Linked DNA regions of Mus musculus: region 1 is linked to region 2. The links are chromatin loops, found by intact Hi-C in ENCODE. Cell type or tissue: left cerebral cortex. All regions are shown on one strand. Links, peaks and the distances in the headings refer to the core of each region. The heading gives the core; the rest is flanking DNA. Region 1 overlaps Smg6 (Smg-6 homolog, nonsense mediated mRNA decay factor (C. elegans)). Region 2 overlaps Smg6 (Smg-6 homolog, nonsense mediated mRNA decay factor (C. elegans)).

Evidence for each region. A loop is a pair of places that touch in the nucleus more often than their neighbours do. Peaks named below come from ENCODE experiments on the same cell type or tissue, not always from the same donor. Only the 100,000 strongest peaks of a DNase experiment are listed, where the experiment ranks them.
Region 1: a loop joins it to region 2, with 2.4 times the contacts of the local background. A loop is called at or near these places in 1 of 42 quality-filtered maps.

Annotation. Positions count from the first base shown.
Region 1 is chr11:75,113,559-75,118,938 of GRCm38, reverse strand. The region is part of intron 13 of Smg6 (Smg-6 homolog, nonsense mediated mRNA decay factor (C. elegans)); the gene reads right to left. Gm51907 (a long non-coding RNA gene) reads left to right here. Exons shown (of 3, transcript XR_003949714.1): 3 at 1-2,583. Among named protein-coding and RNA genes, the nearest start is that of Gm51907, 16 kb to the left of the region's middle. In left cerebral cortex, for the core only: no CTCF peak of the experiment used is centred there; DNase peaks (open chromatin) are centred at 631 and 2,307; H3K27ac peaks cover 1,249 bases.
Region 2 is chr11:75,049,386-75,054,765 of GRCm38, reverse strand. It overlaps Smg6 (Smg-6 homolog, nonsense mediated mRNA decay factor (C. elegans)), which reads right to left. Exons shown (of 19, transcript NM_001002764.2): 13 at 803-1,004. Among named protein-coding and RNA genes, the nearest start is that of Gm51907, 80 kb to the left of the region's middle. In left cerebral cortex, for the core only: a CTCF peak has its summit at 2,993; DNase peaks (open chromatin) are centred at 372, 1,495, 2,621 and 3,311; H3K27ac peaks cover 2,270 bases.

The DNA.
Region 1 (5,380 bases), core at 123-5,122, 64 kb before region 2:
AACCTAAACATCTCCACCTATTTTCTCATTTAATCCTTAATGAAATTTTATAGATTAACCACTGTCACCTTCATCTTTACTTTGGGGTAGGGTTTTCTTATGTAGCCAGGCTGGCCTGGAACTTAACTTACTCAAGGATGGTCTTGAGTAAACAAACAAACAAACAAACATCAGTTGTTTAATTGGGTTTTTGGCAAGAAACTCAGAACACCAAACTTGTGAGGAGTTGAGGAACACTTTGACCTTGGGCAGAATTTTCAAGTGCACAGCTTTCTCAGCAGCCTTGCAGTGCTATCATCTTGCATTTCACTCTGTCCATGTCAAAGACCCCAGCTCCCTAGCCTCTGGGCTCCCTCAGTCTTGTCTTTCTGAAGGAAGCACCAGTGAAGGGTCTGGAGATGGTTTACTTTACAGACCCCAGCTTCTGATGTTTTCTACACAGAGAAACTCTGCAGAGGGACAGACAAGTAGCAAGCCACTGCTCAGCTATGTTGGGAAGCTCATTTGGTGGAGCCCAATGAGGACACTCAGCAGCTTCCATGGAGCTCAACCTTGATCCACTGCTGTTTCTTTATTCAATCTGTGCTGTTGGCAGGGTGAGAGCAGGCTTTGCTATAGCAACCCACAATGAGTGGTGCATGTTCAGTTTGAGAAGCACATGAGAAGGACATGCGCATCTCTAACTAAACATTTTTCAGTGTCGGTTTGGTGCTACATACTGATAGGACAGAAAGAGTAAAACTCTATCAGTCTGTATAGGGAACTCCTACACAGTCTGAGTTTTTAAAATCAACAAGACAGAACTAACAGCTGTCGTGTAAGCTGAAGCCACCCTTGCTTCTAACAACACAGTCTAGATATTCAATGTGAGACCTTCTCACGATCTGGTGGCACTCCAGTTCCAATCAGGTCAAACCCAAGCTGCTGAGTAATGTATAGCTGAAAAATACACTATACATTATAAAAATGCACATTATATCTTACCTTAGGTTTCTAGATCTTTTGTTCCTTAGCCCTGTGGCCAATTTCTGGTGTCTACTTTAGAGCCATTGCCATATGTGACTCATTTGAGCTCTCTATTTAACCTTATAAATATACTTATATAAATGCCATATATTTATACATACATAATACATATACTTAACAGAGTCACAGAGATTATCAAAATCATTTGTGAAGTACACGTCCTACTGAATGCTCCAGATCATCAGCAGTGAGGCTCTGGAGCACACCCAGAAAAACCTAACATGTTTATTGCAACAGAGGAGGACGGGTAAGATACCCTACTAAAGGCAGCAAAGAAAGCAGATAGGAGAAAGATGTGCTCAAATCCAAAGCCTAGGAGTGGTCAGTTGCAACAAACTCCTCAGCCCGGTAGGGTGTTGAAGGATCAAAGGCTGGGCACAAAGGATTGTATTTACATATCAGAAAAGCATGTAACTAGTGTGTATGTGCTCCAGCCTGCATACTGCCTAGAAAGAGCTCCCATACCGATTCAACAAACATCCCATACCAATGGATTTTCAACCATTTCAAAAGCCAGAAACAGTGCATTTTTTTTTCCTGTGAAAATGAAACTTTAACTTTGTGTAAGTCAGGTATCTGTGCATCTGAAAGCTGTAGTGCCTGTCTCAAGGACTCCACAGTTTCCACAGCATAGAAAGTACAGTGGTGGTGGTGCATGCCTTTATTCCCAGCACTTAGGAGTCAGAGGAAGGCAGATCTCTGTGAGCTTGAGGTCAGCGGGTCTACCGAGTTCCAGGACAGCCCAGCTGTCAAAAAACTACACCCCATCCCATCCCCACCCCCCAAAAAAGGAAAAAATAAAGATATTTGAAGTGTTTCAGGCTGATTTCATAGTCCTAGGGTCTGCCACACGAGACCCTCTTTAGACTACACTCCCCAAACACTCTAAAGCACTTCACTGAGTACATTTATTGAATATGTGTTACACACCTGGTGTGGTATGACAGTTGCTATTTTAGGCACCAGGACCCCACCAGTGGACAAAACAATGTTCTTCTTTCATAGACTAAGAATCAAGTGTAGAGAGAGGTGGGACTTACTATAAGAAAGACAACACCGTGAGAATGTGCTAGCATCAATGTAAGATGGGCACGGAGAGGTTCTGAGATGAGATGCTATTGATCAGAATTGCACAAGTGAGCCACAGAGCAGAAAGGACCTCTGAGTGTCCTCTCTAAGCAGGTCACTGGAGTATCAGGAAGTCACACTGGTAGGTGCATACATGAAAGAAGGAAACGGTCTTTTCCAGCCCAGCTCCGTAAGAAGAGTCTATGCAGCTCACACACCCACCACGCAGCTTCTGGAAGGCTTCCATCACAGAGGAGAAGTCTATGTTGAATTTTAAGTTTGACCACAACTATTTAAACTTCCCTAGACCACAAATACAGCATCTTTTGTGGTTTTGCTGGCACCAAGTATATATTTACAAATCTCTATATGTCTGCCTTCTATTTAATCTCTTACACAAGTGGCGATGTCGTTAGCTGGACTTCACCTCTCTGCACCGGTCTAGAGAGCCCCAATCAGGTTGGTCCTTGGGGGAAGAGGATGTCTTTACAAGTAACATTCAGGGCATTCTTAGTTAAATTTTTATTACTGCATTTCTTTTTAAACGTTAGTAAAGAGTCCATTCCAAGTCTATGTTTTGTATTATAATGCAAGAATAAAAGTTATTTAAACTTTTTCCCACTAGAGTTGAGAATAAAACTTAAAGAACTTTTCTAATTAAAAAAAAAAAAAGGACAGGATCTTAATTTGTAACCTAGGCTGGCCTTGAAGTTGACACTTCCTGCTTTGGTCTCCTGAGTGTTAGGACTACAAATAGGAGCATTATGCCTTGTTAAGTAAACAAATCCTTACTTACACCAAAAAGCAACAAACAGGAAACAATAAGCAGGAAATATAAGGCATAATGAGCCTCAAACTTCTAAACTCCGCTTTATTCTCATACTAGTTCCTGACAATTATGACCCACATGAAAACTGAAAGAACATAGGAAACAGCCCCTGCTTTCCTGCTCAGCCTTTGACAAGCTGTCTTTGGCACTATAAGACCATAAAATTCTCAAATTGTTCCTTGAGTTATTATTCCTAATTCCAGGGTCAGTTATATAGCTGCCAAAAGGGGCATGTGGCATTTTTATCAAATGAAGGCAGCAGGTAGGTCATCTTAAATGGAGTGGAAAGCAATGGCCCCTTACTTCACTTTAGGCATCTGTCTCTGTCCAGTTCTTCCTTTGTCTTCCTGAGCCTTTGAGCTTTTGTCCTCACTCATAGCCTGTGTGCCTCTGTGTGTGTGTGTGTGTGTGTGTGTGTGTGTGTGTGTGTATACCAAGTAACAACATTTATATCCAACATAGAAAGACTTAAGGGAGACATCTTCATGAATCATTGGGTTTTTCCCTCCTGAGTTTTTGTTTGTTTGTTTTTTGAGACAGGGTTTCTCTGTGTGGCCCTGGCTGTCCTGGAACTCACTTTGTAAACCAGGCTGGGCTTAAACTCAGAGATCCACCTGCCTCTGCCTCCTGAGTGCTGGGATTAAAGGTGTACTCTACTATGCCTGGCTCATTTCCTTTCCTGAGTTTTAAGGGAGCATAGCAGATATACTTGTTATAAAGTAACAAGCCTATACATATAAATCCATATTAGGCAACTATGGGGATGGCTCAGGGAATAGCACTTACTATGTAAGACTGAGGGCCAGAGTTCAAATTCCCAGCACTCATGGACATGCTACAGATTCATGTAATTCAAGGACTCTGGACGGGAGGGTTAGGAGGGTTGCTGGAGCTTGTTGGCAAAGTGTTTTTAGGCCATACAAATACATTCTAAGTGAAATACCCATCTTAATAAAATGAGCAGCCACCATAAGATATTTAAACTGGAAACCTAGGAATTAATTTTTCTGCTTCTGACTTGGAAGAAGCTAAGGCACAACCTTTGGCCACCCAGAGTCACCGGATACTTTTGCCATGCTTACCAAACTTGACTTCAAGTTTTTAATGTGAGGTGGCAGATAGTAAGTCAGTCCTACACCTCTTACTGGTCTGCCCCAAGATGGATCGTCAAGACAACCAGAGACAAGATAGGTCTGCAGAAGACTGTGGAACCATTCAGAACAGACAGGCTCAGACTGAGGTAGCACCTTCTGCCTTTTTCCTGATTACTGGGGCTCACAAGGTACCACTAGGAGAGGAGGAAAACAAGAGGAAAAATGTTAAATACTAAAAAGCAGAGTCGTCTGTCTGTTTTTGTGAGAAAGGCTCTAGCTATGCAGCTTTGAATTCATGGTGCTCTTGCCTCAGCCTCCTGAGTGCTGAGATTTAAGCCTTGTAGGAGATATCACTTCTGATCAGATTGTCAACACTGCTGAACAGATTCAACACCGATCCATATCCAGAGAACTTTCTGGAATCATTGAAGAGAGTATGGAGCCTGCCTATTCTAGGGGTGGCAATTTTGATGATATATTCCCTGTATTTAACAAGCTGGTCATTCCACTGCACACTGTTGATGCCATTTTTTACATCAGGAGAGTGGTGGTCAACAAATTTTATATATATAATATTTATCTCTATATAATATATATATAATATATGGATATATTATATATTTTATATATCCATAAGCTTGTTGTTTTCTTTTTTTAAAGATGATTTTATTTATTTATTTATTTATTTATTTATTTATTTATTTATTTATTTTTTATTTATTTATTTATTATATGTAAGCACACTGTCGCTGTCTTCAGACACTCCAGAAGAGGGAGTCAGATTTCGTTACGGATGGTTGTGAGCCACCATGTGGTTGCTGGGATTTGAACTCTGGACCTTCAGAAGAGCAGTCGGGTGCTCTTACCCACTGAGCCATCTCACCAGCCCGATTTTATTTATTTTAATGTATATGAGTACACTGTAGTTGTCTTCAGACACCAGAAGAGGGTATCAGATCACATTGCAGATGGTGGTGAGCCACCATGTGATTGCTGGGAACTGAACTCAGGACCTTTGGAAGAGCAGTCAGTGCTCTTAACCACTGAGCCATCTCTCCAACCCCCAGGGAAATATTTTACTAACAACAAAAAATAAAGAAATACCTCCCTCTTGTCCTGGGGGTGGAACTCAGGACATTTAAGCATTTTAGGCAAAGACTCTACACTAAGTTACATCCATAGGAACCAGCACTGAGCTGTAATTAGAATGGTCCAATGCCTCTTCACCTTATCTCCCTTCCTGTTTTCTACTGAAATGTCTGATGAAAAGGTAAGTATACACCACAGGCAGGAATATGCTACAAGAGAAACTGCAGAGGAGACGGAATGAGGAAAAGGACCAGTAAGTTCAGCCCACCAAAGG
Region 2 (5,380 bases), core at 67-5,066:
TGAAAAGTGCCTTAGCACAGGAGACTGTTAATTCCCCACGAGTGTGATGGAACAACCCAGAATGCCCTACTCTCCACTGGCTAAAGACCCAACTGTTAAACTAGACTCTCCACAGTCCCCACCAGGGTAACAGGGAATGGCTTTTGTTTTCTATAAACAGACAAGAAAAAAGTCAAGTTAAAACACTCCTTAGAGGAAGGAAAATAGAAACCAGGCAGCGAGGAATGCTTCATATTCCTAAAAGCTTTTTTTGTACGTTAACACATGGTGTCTGCTTCTCTCTAGTCACCTATTTATCACTCTCCTCCTTAGAGAAGGGAAAAAGCCCTGGCTGTTTTCCTAGTGCAGAGTTCTGTGGCTGGGGAAGGAGGGAGAGGGAAGGAAGGAGGGTGCTTTAAGCATGATGCAAACCATTTGGAGCTGAGTAAGAGCACTGCCAACACAAGCTGCACTATTTAAACATGTGAGGAAATGATCGTATATACAACATGCCAGGAGCTCTGCGCTCTCTCTCCTCCACCCCCCTCTTCCTCCCTCCCTCCCTCCCTCCTTTCCTTCCCCCCCTTCATTTCTCTCTCTCATACACATACACAGGAGACACCCCCCCCCCCAAAGGAAGTTGAGAGGGATTTTTTTTCAGGACACAGAACTGGATGTCAGCGGCTAAAAGGTCGATATTTTCCCTTAACACCCTTCTCAATGACTTAATCATGTTCCGTTTGCACAGAAAACTTCCCAAGAATAAAGTCTGGAGAATTAAGAGAGTGGGTAAATGGGAAGGGATGTTTGGCCTGCAGCTGACCTTATCCGAGGTTTTCTCCACGTAGCAGGGGTCCTGAGGGGCAGCCAGCAAGGGGACAAAGCCAGAGAGAAGCCGATCCTCTTCCAGGATAAGCAGGGTGAGGTCATCATCTGGGTCCTTGTACAGTGGCACCTCAGACTGATTGACTGCAGTCAGTATGTTACAGAAATCAGCTAGTGTTGACCAGACATCCACAGCAACCCTGTGAGAAACAAGACAAGAAAAGAAGAACGGTTCTAAAGAGGTCGGTGAAAGTGTTCTTCCTGCTCTGGGAATGGAAAGGGACTTGCAACAAAAGCTGTAAGGCTGGCTGGCAGCTCCCAAGAAATATTATCAAAAATGTAATATTAAGTTGTGCCCATAGCTACCATCTATGTGTGTGTACTCTCTATGTAAAGGTGAAATTGATCGGGGGACTTTTAATCCTAACCAGAGAGAAAGAAAAAGAATTTGGAGAACCAGTTGCCTAATGCTGGTTCTGTCACCTTTCCAGACAGTATGATGAGACACTTTAAACAGTCTAGATACCCAGTGCCTACGGCAGCTCTCAGAAGTCCCTGCTCTTGCATAGTCAAGTATATACCACACAGACAGAAACTGGGCACTAGCCTCTCTCCTTCAGCCACAGGCACACAGGGAGTAGTCACACTGTGTAGTCACGTAGGCTTCCCTCTTAGAAATACTTTATAAAGTAATTCTCTATATGTAAGCAGTAAAATGAATACATGTCCAAGAAAATCCCCCTTCCTGTCTTGCCAAAGTCTGCTCTGGAAGGGAAAGCTTCTTGCTCATTTCAATGCTATCTTGGCTGTCCCACGCCTTCTTCCTTCTCTCACTTGTACATTAGACACAGGATGACTAACCATCCTGGGACTGTCCAAGTTTTAGCACTAAAATTTTCACATCTCTTAAGTCCCCTAGTCCAACACAGACCAGGATGCTTGGTCAGCCAGTCCCACATCATCGGGTTCTGGATAAACCTGAGAAGAAAACTAAAACTACAAAATCTCTCTCTCTACTTAAAACTCCAAGGTAGAATTATAGAAAGAAGGTTCATTTAGTTCATACCATCACCTATTGTGGCTCAGACTGTTTGGTGGGTGCTAAACATCACCTAAACTTTGCCTGCCTAAGTGAACCTCAATTGTAATTGTATCCAATGGTTGCCAAGTTTACAGACTTGATTTTCTCCTCCAGAAAAGCTTCTAACCCAGGAGATGGAATAGCATCTACCCTCTAGATGCTAAGATGTTAGAAATACTATAAAAAACAAATAGAAAACAAAACAACAAGAAAACTCCACAGGAAAGACTGAGTACGAAGAAACTCTATGCCAATAAGTTCTAAGGGTCCCCTGAAATCTCCCAGGGGTACTGTCCATGAGCCTACAGGGTAGGCTGAGACCTATGCCATTAAACCCCCAACTCCCATTCCAAGATGACAGGAAAGAGGGCATTCCAGGAATTGCCACTGAGAGCCATGGGGACTCCCTCCCTCACCAGCTCCAGGTGGAAGGAGGCTGAGGTGGTTTATTTACTGAGATCACTACACTAGGAAAAGGCAATGAAATGAAACATCTTGTTTTCAAGAGCGTCCTGGGAACCAGGCGGAACATGGTCCCATTAATCATACAACGGCACATAATCAACACACGTGTACTGCAGAACCAAGTCACTTCCCAGGCTTTGCCTAGCAAGAAGAACACGTTTGGGAAGAATCACCAGGGGGATGCAGGTTTTCTAAAGCCCTCTGCATGGACACCAACAACCAGACTCATTCACAAAGCTCCATCTTTTGGCTCAGCTGAGTTTGGCTGTCAGAAATGTTTAAATATGGAAAAAAATAAACAGTTGCAACACGTTTTTCTGTGCAGAAATCTGCCTGGGCTCCTCTGTGATGTAATGGGAAACGCGGCACTCAGGCTACCAGCTGTAGAATAAACAGAACTTTGAGGGTTAAAAGGAACTGAACTTTCCACGACCCCATCTGCAGAGAAGAAAATAATAAGAGGAATGATGCACTGCCCCACAGCTCTGATAGTTTATCCTCCGGTCCGGCTGCAGAGACAAGCACCGGATGTGATAGGGCTGCTCAGGGCTGCCTCTGAGGTTAGTGCTGCCCATGGGAGACACACAGGGAGGCTCTTCCAGTTCCCTGCTTCCTCCCCCAGTGCCCTGCTGGCCACTTGAGCCCACTGCCTGAGTCTGATCCCACAGCGTGGTGAGCTTTGGCCAACAGGCACTGCTTGGCTGCAGAGCAGCAATTTGGAAAATAAACAGGAAAAACGCCAGTAAGAAGGAAGAAGGTGAAAAGTCTCCCATCTGAATTCTTGGCTTGGAGGTCATGGTTGGTGCTAAACAGGTCAAGGCTGCTTGAGGACATAGTTAGGGATGAGGGTGTAGGCAGTAGTATCCCCAGCCAGAGAGAGGCGGCAGAAAATCACCCACAGTTTCCTCAGTGGGAGGCCCCACATCCCTCTCATCCTCCCACCCTTACCATCTTGGATCCAAGAAGAAGAAATATGTGGTACCATGTGGTTCTCATTACCATGCTCTCCTGTCCCCTAAGGCTCAGATAAAGCAAACTGACTCCTCCCAGAGACTGCTGCTCATCACTAGGGACTCCTGCCCACCTCTATCTTTTGCCCATTACTACTCACCTTGTGCCAAAACCTTATGACACACTGCAGTGATAAGGTAGATGAGAGTTCTTACCCTGTTGATTTTGTAAGACAGCAGCTGGGGCCAAAAGACATGGGAAGTGCCCTGAGTTCCCAAGTCAGAAATATAAATAAAAGCAGTCCAAGGGTCAAGCTAGACTGATCAGAATCAAGGAGATATAAAAAATGCTTCAATGAAAAGTCACTCCAATCAGGTCAGCCTGATCTTGTTGGTACCCATGGGCCAACCTGTGACAAAGGTATGGGAAATAAGAATCAAGAAACTAACGACGACGACGATGATGACGAGGAGGAGGAGGAGGAGGAGGAGGAGGAGGAGGAGGAGGAGGAGGAGGAGGAGGAGGAGGAGGAGAAAGAGATGTTCTCCAAAAACCCAGGTGAGAGGCCTGAACTGAAAAGCTAATATCTGCGAGAGGATGATGTAAGGGTTGAGAGGTCAATTCCATGCGTGAACAGTTTCCTGTTTAAGCAGAAGGGGGACGTCTTGAATTTTTTCCCCATGTTTCTTTCTTATCCTAATAAGAAGCGCCATTTAACCTTCACCTCATAGCAGCCCTTGAAGCCTTAGGAGTCCAGGTTGATGGAAGGGCACAAAGTAAAATCCTTGTGGCTATGAAGAGCTTGAAGATACTTGAGAACATGTGGGGTTCAGTCAAGCCCCTCTGCCACCCATTCCTATCTAGCTTTTTGCTGAGGAGACCGAAGGTTATAGGTGGGTAGAAGGGTATGAAGAGCCTCACTCTGTAGTCCAGGCTGCCTTGGAACTCACCATGTAGCCCTGACTGGCTTCAAAGCCTCAGTGATCCTGACTGCTGGGATCACAGGTATATGGTCCTATGCTTGGCTTAGACAAATCCTTCTGGCTTCTTCTGGTTCAACTTGTATTTGAAGAATGTACCAGAGCCTACAAAATCTCACTAAAGTTAGGGTACACTCTTCACCAAGCAGACACAAATCAGCCTGAGAATATGAAACTGTATTCAATAAACCCATTTATGGCTCCCAGAATGGCGACAATGAAGTCTCTCAGAAGCTGGGGTGTGATTAGTGTTCAGGGATCAGCAGTTGCAAAGTGACCCACTAGCCCAACCTCGAAGAACACACCACACACTAGGAAAGCAGAGCTCTGGCTGTAGTCTGAATGCCAGATCCTAGCCTGAGACAGACCAGCAATGACTAGTTAGAGGTATGCACTCAGTACCAAGGTTCACTACAGACATGCATTCACTTACTCCACCAGCAAGGGGTGGGGTGGGGGAAGAGTTAATTTACTTTTTATTGCCTCAGAATTCCAAGGTTTAATGTAGCTGTCAGTTTGAGTGCAGTGCAGCTGCTGGCCGATACAATGCAGCCCAGGCCAGCCCAGGTGACTGGGGAAACACATTTCACAGAAATGAACCAACACACACTCTTGGCTGGTTGTTTGGAGGATATTGACTTGGGGAATCAGATTAACCCTTCAGGCTAGGGTTAGTTCTGCAAATAGCATTAGAAAGCTATTCAGTCCAGGGAATTGAGAAGCTTGTTCTCTAGTGAGCCCACAGTTTTTTGTGTTTCTATAGTTCTCACAGGTGATGCTATACAGCTATGTGCCCTGCAAGACTGAGGTGTGGAACATATGAGACATGGTATACCACAGTCATCATCTCCTTGTCTGAAATGCGGAAAGAGAGAAAGGTCTGCTATCTGCCAGGGAAAGTCAGGTAGAACTGTTTCCAGAGCTCCAACAGACAGGATTAAGGAATGGCAAAAGGTTGGAATGGTCTGACCAGGGCTCAGTCTGTCTTTCTAGAAAGACCAAGGAAGACTAAGCATTCACACACTTCTTCATATTTTTACTGGGGGAATAGGCTGACTGGTGATTAATATCAAGTACAATGACCCCATGTTACAAGCCT